Regions from separate parts of the Homo sapiens genome. Here region 2 is linked to region 1. Evidence: read pairs that join two places in POLR2A ChIA-PET (ENCODE). Cell type or tissue: PC-9. All regions are shown on one strand. Each heading gives the region's core, and the rest is flanking DNA. Links, peaks and the distances in the headings are about the cores only.

Evidence for each region. ChIA-PET counts read pairs that join two places held together with the same protein. Peaks named below come from ENCODE experiments on the same cell type or tissue, not always from the same donor. Only the 100,000 strongest peaks of a DNase experiment are listed, where the experiment ranks them.
Region 2: POLR2A ChIA-PET joins it to region 1 with 8 read pairs; 1 of 35 experiments calls an interaction of 5 or more read pairs at or near these places.

The regions. Positions count from the first base shown.
Region 1 is chr15:62,768,383-62,772,778 of GRCh38, reverse strand. TLN2 (talin 2) reads right to left here. Exons shown (of 59, transcript NM_015059.3): 42 at 1,645-1,815. Among named protein-coding and RNA genes, the nearest start is that of MIR190A, 53 kb to the left of the region's middle. RefSeq lists an enhancer at 1,984-2,497. In PC-9, for the core only: no CTCF peak of the experiment used is centred there; DNase peaks (open chromatin) are centred at 1,828 and 2,968; H3K27ac peaks cover 1,657 bases.
Region 2 is chr15:63,017,491-63,021,886 of GRCh38, reverse strand. No RefSeq gene overlaps it. Among named protein-coding and RNA genes, the nearest start is that of TPM1, 23 kb to the left of the region's middle. In PC-9, for the core only: no CTCF peak of the experiment used is centred there; a DNase peak (open chromatin) is centred at 2,126; H3K27ac peaks cover 2,546 bases.

The DNA of each region.
Region 1 (4,396 bases), core at 180-4,179:
AGGCAGGAGAATCACTTGAACCCGGGACGCGGAGGTTGCAGTGAGCCGAGATCGCGCCATTGCACTCCAGGCTGGGCAACAAGAGCAAAACTCTGTCTCAAAAAAAAAAAATAAATAAATAAATCCAGAAAACTCCTCCTTTGAATTATTCTCTTAGTACTGAAACCATCAGGTAGGAGTGGGGACATGTGGCAGTCAATAGCCTGGAGAAAAGACAACCCAGAAGTGAGTCAGAGGGTAAGTTCTGCCTCCTCCAGTTTGGGGGAGGCACCCCTTTGAGGGTGCAAAGGGGGCTGGCACGACTGCAGGGCACCCTATCGTTTCTCCATCGCAGTCAAAAGAGTATTCTTTTTTTTCTCACTCCATTCCACCACTTCAGCAACTCAACTTATTTTTCCAAAAGACTCTGAACAACTTGAGGGCAGTGGCTGGCGCTTAATATTTCAGCATCCCCAGAATGAGGCTCTTAATAACTGCCAAGTACATGAATGAAAAAATTGAACATAGAAAATGTTAAGTCCAAGCTGGGTGCTGTGGTTTGCACCTATAATTCCAGGTACTTGGGAGGCTAAATGGGGAGGATTGCTCGAGGCCGGGAGTTTGAGATGAGCCTGGGCAACATAGTGAGACCCCCCACCTCTAATTAACTTATTAAGTAAATAAGTAAATAAATGAGCAAGCAGGCTAGCCAGATATGGTGGCATGTGCTTGTGGCCCCAGCTACTTGGGAGGCTGAGGCAGGAAGAAGGCACGAGGCCACGAATTCATAACCAGCCTGGGCAATACAGTAAGACATGATCTCAAAAAAAGAAAAGAAAAGGAAAGTCCATGACATTATTCACACTGCTACCAGTTTAAATGTTTCTAAAATATGGACTGGTTGTGCCATTCCCCTGCTTAAAAACTGCCAATGGCTCCCCACTACTTACAATAAAGACTGAAGTCCGCAATGTGGAAGAGACCTGTCACCCTGCAGCCCAGTCCATCCTCCTGCCTGGTGGTCCCCCAGCTCTACATGCTCCAGATAGATCAGACCACTCACTATTCCTGAAGAAATCATGACCCTTTAATAAATCTACCTATGCCTTTGCATATGCTATTCTCTCTTCTTCAGTTCCCAAGTTCAGGGTAAAATGTGGTGCAAAGTCACCTATGACAGGCTGTCGTCATACTTGGCCACTTAAAGCAGCTGGGTGACACAACAGGCTGAAGAAATGTTCCCTCTTGCAAACTGGTATGGGAGATTTTCATATTAAACTGCAGTCTCTTAAGTGTTAGGAATCAAAATGACATTTACTGGAGCACAATAGAACATTCCTCTGTGCAAGCTGGGTGTCAGTGCTGAGCAGGGACCCAGCAAGCATTACAGTTTTCATTCCTGTAATCATCGCACCATACATTTTTCTTCCCCAAGGACACTTGTCTACACATTCTGTCAAGAAAAAAATAACTTTTATGTATATTTCTTCATTTCCTCCCTAAGAACCTTGGGAAGGCCAATAGATTATTTCTGATCTCAGAGTGGGAGCTCAAATGCCACCAGCAAGAACTGGAAGTGTTTTCTCCTGGAAGGACACATTACAGCAGGAATGCATGATGGCTTCTTAGTGGTCCTAAGTGAGTCCCCGATATCCTGGACCATACCTTGGGGTTTCCGCCACCTTCTTTGGCTGCATACAACATCTGCAAGGCAGACTCTGCGAGAGTCTTGGTCTGGTCCAGCACCGTCATCTGCTGCTGATGATCAAGAATCTTGGAGGCCACACCAACTGCGGCTAAGATCAAGGGCTCAAAATAGCTTGCCAGTTGTGTCACCTTTCAAAAAAAAAAAAAAAAGCCAGAGATGTATCATGTAAATACACGTGTCTCCTTCAGGGGCTCCACAGTCAGGCGCGGGAGGGGAACAGGACTGGGCTGACTCACAGGGAGAGGCAGATCTGCTGCAATTTACTGCTGAAAGTGCTTGCTAATTAATGGACTCTTTCTTGGTTTTTACTTTCTCCAGGGAGTTCTTCATCTCTCTAAATATGGCAGAGGTGCTAAGAAACCCATTCCAAGATCCAGAGTTAGATATGAGAATTGAATTCAATTTTACAAACTGTCAATTTCTATAAATTAACAACTTTTAAAAGAACTAAAGACATCTTACAAACTCAGGAGGAAGGAGGAGTGGAAAAGGGTAAGGTAGCAGGGGAGCAGAAAAAAGCAGGAGATGAAAGAAACCTTCAAAAGCTTTGTAGGAAGCCAATCCCAACTGCCTTTTGCCCAGAGCATTTTGACCAAGCCTTGATTTGGAAAAACAGCACAAATGATTTCACATCAGCCTAGATGCTCTGTTTATGATTCGCCCAACTTGGGAGAACAAAAAAAGCTTATCCCGACAGGAACCACTGCCTCCGCACAGGCCTCTTTCCAGGAGGGCACTGCCATGCATATCCATCCACGCTCACTAAAGCTCGCCTACCAGCTGGGCGCTGTGGGCCATGTGTTGCAAACATCTAGCGGGCGCACCCCCTATGCCAGGCTCTCTGCTGAAAGTTTAACTTCCATTTCCTCACTGAGCCTCCACAACTTTAAGAGGCAGATACACATGAAGATACCGAGGCTTTGAGGGGTTGAGACGCATGCTCCATCTCATGCAGCTAAGAGGTGGAGACAGCGGCATCCCACCCCACAGCCCTGGCTCTCAGCTGCCACAGTCTGTGGTCTCTTTCACTTTCATTGGGATGCCAGTCCTGCTGCTGTGGGAGCACCGCACTTTTAGAAGTTTATCATTTGGTGTTTGGATGACCCTCTACCTGGCATCAGAATATGAGATCTTAACATTTTGCTATATTCACTTCAGACACCAGAATCTATCCCCTCTCAGAATCTATCCTCACTCAGATAAAATACAATGGCATGAATCACACTTTTCTGTTCAATGCCTCATTCTGTGCGGTAATGACTAATGGCTAAATTACACCCTTTAAGAGAACTTAAGATCAAACCTTTAGCCAGCACCTCCCTTAACGCTTCTTCCCATCACATGTTAGAAGAATGAGTGTTGTGGGGATGTGGACAGGAAGACCACTCACATGAGCAGTCACTGGGCCAGCAGGAGAGGGTGGAGGATGATGGGGTGGGGGTGGCTAGGGCAAGGTGAGGGAACGTGTCCAAAAAATAAAACTTAATTAACGCTAATAGTGAGACATGATTATTGGCCAACAATAAAACTTATTTTTACATTGTTATTTCCTCTATGGTTATCTTACAGAGAGGTTTCAAACCTGGTGAATAGGGCTGTTCCCGGCCCTTAGGGAGCCTTTGAATGAATTTTAAAGGGGTCCTTTGGGCAGACATGAGCGACGCCAGGGCAGAGCATGGGCTGAATTTTCGTCCCTACTTCCCACTTCAGCCAAATGCCTTTGTGGAGGGCACAGCCTATACAACCACAGGCAGCAGCTCCACACACTTGCATTTGATTTCATCCTCATCCCCAGGAAGGGCACTGGTGTCACCACCAAAGGGAACGGAGCACTGAAGGGTCATCGGGACAGAGGGCTTAGGGTGGTCCTTTATGTCCTAAAGGAGGAGTCAAAATGTTTAATGCATTAGAATCTTATATGTTTTCTAGGTTAATTTTATTATTTTCAAAGTATGTTTCATCAATGCAACTGTCAAATGTCAGCGGTTGCTGTGTGCTGAGAATAATTAAATGCAAAACTAAATGGGAGCCCGGCTCCCCCATGGAGGTAGCATGGCTGGGCCATGAAGGACTTCAGCTCTGGCTTCAGAATCACTGGATTTGAATCTTCCCTGCCAATTCCTTACTGAGAAATATTTAGCTAATTGTTCCAATTGCTCCACTTCAGTTTCCTTATCTGTAAAATGGGGATTAATAATAGCACTGAGAGTTCATCAGGACTGGTAGGAGGATTAGTGTACATGAAAGCCCTTCACCATGCTAACCGCCAAATAGGAAGTACTCAGTAAAGGCTAGGTGCTCACATATTACAGGCAAAGCTTTTTGAAGGCATGTGCTTTTCTCTGTATTTAGGGAGCTTAGCAAGTACTTTAACACCATTAGTTCTTGAGACATGACAGAACAGGAAACATCCTTCCTTGGGTTAGCACATGCATTAAAATAACACAGAATTTTGAGTATTTGGTACATAACGTTCATTCCTAGGTCTAGGGACACGGTGGACTGAATGGTGGCCCCTCAAAAGATATGTCCATATTCAAACACCTGCAACCTGGGAATGTGATCTCATGTGGAAAAAGGGTGTTTGCAGGTGCATTTAAAGACCTTGAAATAAGAATGTCCTGAGTTACCGGGACGGGCTCTAAATCCAATAACAAGTGTCCATCTAAGAGACAGAAGAGACACCGAAGAGCAGGTGACAATGTGATT
Region 2 (4,396 bases), core at 81-4,080, 250 kb before region 1:
CCATAACACTCAGTTCATTACACCATCTGATGTTTTTCTATGACTGAATATTTATGTAAATAAAATTTGCAAAACAATCTATTGAAATTAAAAGAAAATATAATTTATAATAAATTCATATCAACTTTAAAAATCAACATCACTTAGATTAAAATTACTTAATCTTTTGAAAATGTAATTAAATCTTTAAACATATTTTTATAAAATAAAACCTATTTATTAATACAATTCTAGCCTTTGAGGTCTGCCTGTGGCCAACATAAAGAATTAATATCATGCTTTTTGTATGTTATGGATAGGCCTGCAAATACACAAATTAAAAGTGTTAGGATTTGTTTAATATTGCAAACTATTTCCCAACCATCATGTGAAGCTGTTGTGAATACTGCCTTAATTTTTGACTGATTCCAGAATCACAGGCTGGAGCATTGAGAGAAGCAAGAAATAGACACTCAGCATTCCTAGGAAAGGATACTGCACTTTGCATGAGTCTGTGCATTCATGAAATCTGTGAGGAAGAATAAGGTAAGTTAACTAATTTGCCTAATTCTTATCTGAGTTCATATGGGGCTCACATCCTGCCCATCCTCCAAAGGGAGGTGTCCATCTCCAGCGCTGGCAGCGGCACAACCCACAAATCTTCATGGATGGCATTTGGACAAGGTTTCCCTTTGATTCACAGACACAGGACAAGAGACACGGAGAAGCGTTTCTCTGGGGCCTGAATGGTGTTACTCATCCGAGTGGTGTTTAGGGTTATTGGTTGTGCTGTGCCGATGCTGAGTTCTGAATCCTGAATGACAGAGATGCTCTCAAGTTCCTTAACACATTAATCTATTTTGGGTTTGTGATATGTAAGACCTATAAAGCATGGGCTCAGAGAAGGGGACCCTTTTGCCTGGGTCTTTCCCAGATGATGGATGACTCATTCAATAGATGCCAGTGTGGACGAATGATGGCTAAAGATCACACACTCAAAACAGAAAAGAAATTGAATCATAAAGTTTCATTTTTTGAATGTTCCTCTGTATGCCTTCCCTAATCTCTGTTCCTCCCTTATTGACTGAATTAATCATCATCCTTCCATTCCTACATATAATTTTTATTATTACAAATATCACACTGTAATATATAATTTAAAATTAAGCTAATGTTTGTTTCTCTGGCTAGGTTGGAATCTTGAGCAACAAGGTGGTACCTTAATTGTCCCTATGTCTCCAGCAGGCAGCACAGTGATTGATATTTCATAAATATGTGGGTAGAAGTGGACTGTGAGCATTAGGAGTCTGTGCTTAGAAGCCAAACGTTCCTGGGTTTGAATCATGGTCTTACCACTTCCCAGTTAGGTGACTTTGGAAGTTTCTTAACACCTCTAAGCCTCAGTTTGCTCATCTGAAACTGGGGATAGTGACATTCCCCCCTTCATATGGTTGTTCTGAGGCTTACTTTTTTGCAAAATGTTTAGTATAATGTTAGCCGTTGCAACGTTCCATTATTTATCACACAGTACATCTCCAAACCAAACAATCCCCATGTCCAGCCTCACAGTATTGACATGTGGGCAAACCAGGCAGTGCATACCAGGCCACTTGCAAGGACATTGCAAGGAGGCATTATTGTTAGGTCAATTTCTAAACTTAAAAGGGGTACCGAGTGTGTGGAAGATTTGCAACTCTTTGAGCCTATGGGTAGAGAAGAAGGATTAAGGAATTCATCTAAGCTAAAAGACTCCTGGAACAGATGAAATATAGACCTTCAGTTGTTATTCTCCTCCTGGAGGGTGACGCTCTCTGGCAAATATTTCCTTCACTAATGGGCTGGTGGTGATGTCCCTGTCCAGAAGCAGCTCCCATCAAAAGCTGAGAAGCTGAGGAGTTGGTGTAACCTGAGACCTCACTCCAGCAGGCCTAAAATCGCAGCTGAGCTTGCAGGAGCATTCTGAGCAGCAGCCTTGTGGGGGCTCTACCCCGTGTGTCGGGTGGCTGTGTCTTGTCTATCAGGAATGACCTGGCTGTGTCCTGCCAAACAGGTACAGGCTGTGTCCTGCCTCTCCAACCTGGACAAAAATGCACAGGCTATTGTGGGCTGGTGCGATCCTATCTCTCAGCCAATTTTCTTAATCATCTGCCGTGGCCCTGGGAGGCATCTCAGGTTTCCACGGCCCCATGGCCCACAATATTTGCTATTTTGGGCCAGGTAGTCAGGGTCTACAGCTGTATTCTGTGTCATCCATGGAGCAGCCATTCGACAAGTATTTCGTCAGCTCTGATTCATCTTCAGGCAAGGTGCCAGGTGCAGAGGACAGGGAAAGTGTAAGAAGGCTCTCACTCCAGGTGGCTTATACTCTTGCTAGGAAAAGATAGAGGCTACTACTCAGCTGCTAGTCTAACAAATATATGTCCTAAGCGGCAAATCAGTGCTTTGGAAGACGAATGAGGGGCCTGTAGGGTTAACTGGGTTGTTCAAAGAGGGAGTCTTAGAACAAGAGATGTTTCTTTCTGTGTTAGGATGATTTCCTGATCTTGCAGTTGCCCATTTATCTGTAGTGCCCACATAACCAGCATAGGTGCCACCTCACCCATTGCCATGATTTGGGGTGAAGGTGGGGGTCAGACTCTTTCCCAGACTGGTATGAGGGTATAATTCTTAGAGTAGCATGGAATGGGGTTTGCAAATTACTTCTCATGAACACCCTAGACTCTGGAACAACCCTTAGAAAAATGGAAACACTATGCAACAGCTCTGCCAGCTCAGAGATGGGATGGGAGAAACCAGGGCTCCTGCTGGAGCACAGTGTCTTAGAGTGTGGCTTGCCGTCCAGGATGTATCTCTAGTAGTTGTGAGGCTATGTCAGGCTGTGAGGCCAGGTCAAGGGTCTGGATGACCTGAAATCAGATTGCAAGGACCACAGTGGGGCTTGAAGTTGCATGCCCATCTTAGATGTTCTAGGATCTCAGGGCAGGCCAGAAAGAGCTCCATTTGCAAAGCATTGAATATAGGAGGGGTTGGGGGTGTGTCTCTGAATCATGCTCTGGACTAGTCCCCAGGGGACTTATAGCAAGTTCCTTATTGAAAGAGTTTATTCAACTCCATGAGTAAGACCAGCTTTGAGGGTTCTAAAGAGCAATTGGTACTGAGAGGACAGACCATTCAAGGTAGCTCCAGAGACCTGTCATCAAACGGGAGTAGCTTTGCCTCTGTAATAAACTCTGGATGGGGATCACATCAGGAGAAACTTCAGCACATGTCCATGGTCATCATCATCATCACCATCATATTTTATTATACAAGAGCAGTCACTAAGCACCTACTCTGTGCCAGGCACAATGCTATGTGCAGATCCTCATAGCAGTCTTTCAAGCTAAATATCACTTCCCTCATCCTGCAGGGGAAGCAACAGAAGTCCAGAGATGTTAAATAACGTGTAGAAAGTCACACTGCATTAAATTGGCAGGGCTGGGACTCAAACCTAGGTCTGTCTGACTCTGAAGTCTATGCTCAACTTCAGCAACTGTAGCCACAGCAGCAGCAGAGATGTAGTGGCTTTGGCACCAGGAGAACTTTGTCTGAAAGTAAGTGCTAGAGACTCAGAACCTGCTAGGATTCTAGGTTGCAAGCAACAGAAACTAATTTTCTTTCTTTCTTTTTTTTTTCTTTTTGAGATAGAGTCTTGCTCTGTCACTCAGGCTGGAGTGCAGTGGCACAATCTTGGCTCACTGCATCCTTGGCTCACTGCAACCTCCACCTCCCAGGTTCAAGCGATTCTCCTGCCTCAGCCTCCTGAGTAGCTGGGATTACAGGCACGTGCCACCATGCCTGACTAATTTTTGTATTTTTAGCAGAGAGGGTGTTTTAATGTGTTGACCAGGCTGGTCTCGAACTCCTGACCACGGGTGATCCGCCCGCCTTGGCCTCCCAAAGTGCTGGGATTACAGGTGTGACTGACTAGCTAATTTAAATAGCAAGAGGATTATTGGAGTGACATAGGGTCAGTCAAATACTGACAGAAAGACTGAAGAACTGGGCAGGGACCTGCCCTCACCAGGAGTCACACAGTGAGAAGTTCCTCTAGGCAAGTGTCAGATGCTGGGAAGTCAGAACAGAATGACAAACGTCCATTGCAGATTCCTAAGAATGGCAGAAGAACAAGGAAGATGGGATTGAAACCCCAGCAATCAAAACTTGTGGTCAAATGTAGCTAAAAACTATAGCCATCGGTACCTGAGTATCAACATCTCCTATGAACAATTCACCTATACAGATTTGAGCAGACAGGTGATAGAAGGCCAGGCACTGTGGCTCATGCCTGTAAGCCCCAGCACTTTGGGAGGCCAAGGCAAGCGGATCGCTTGAGCTCAAGAGTTTGAGACTAGCCTGGGCAACATGGTGAAACCTC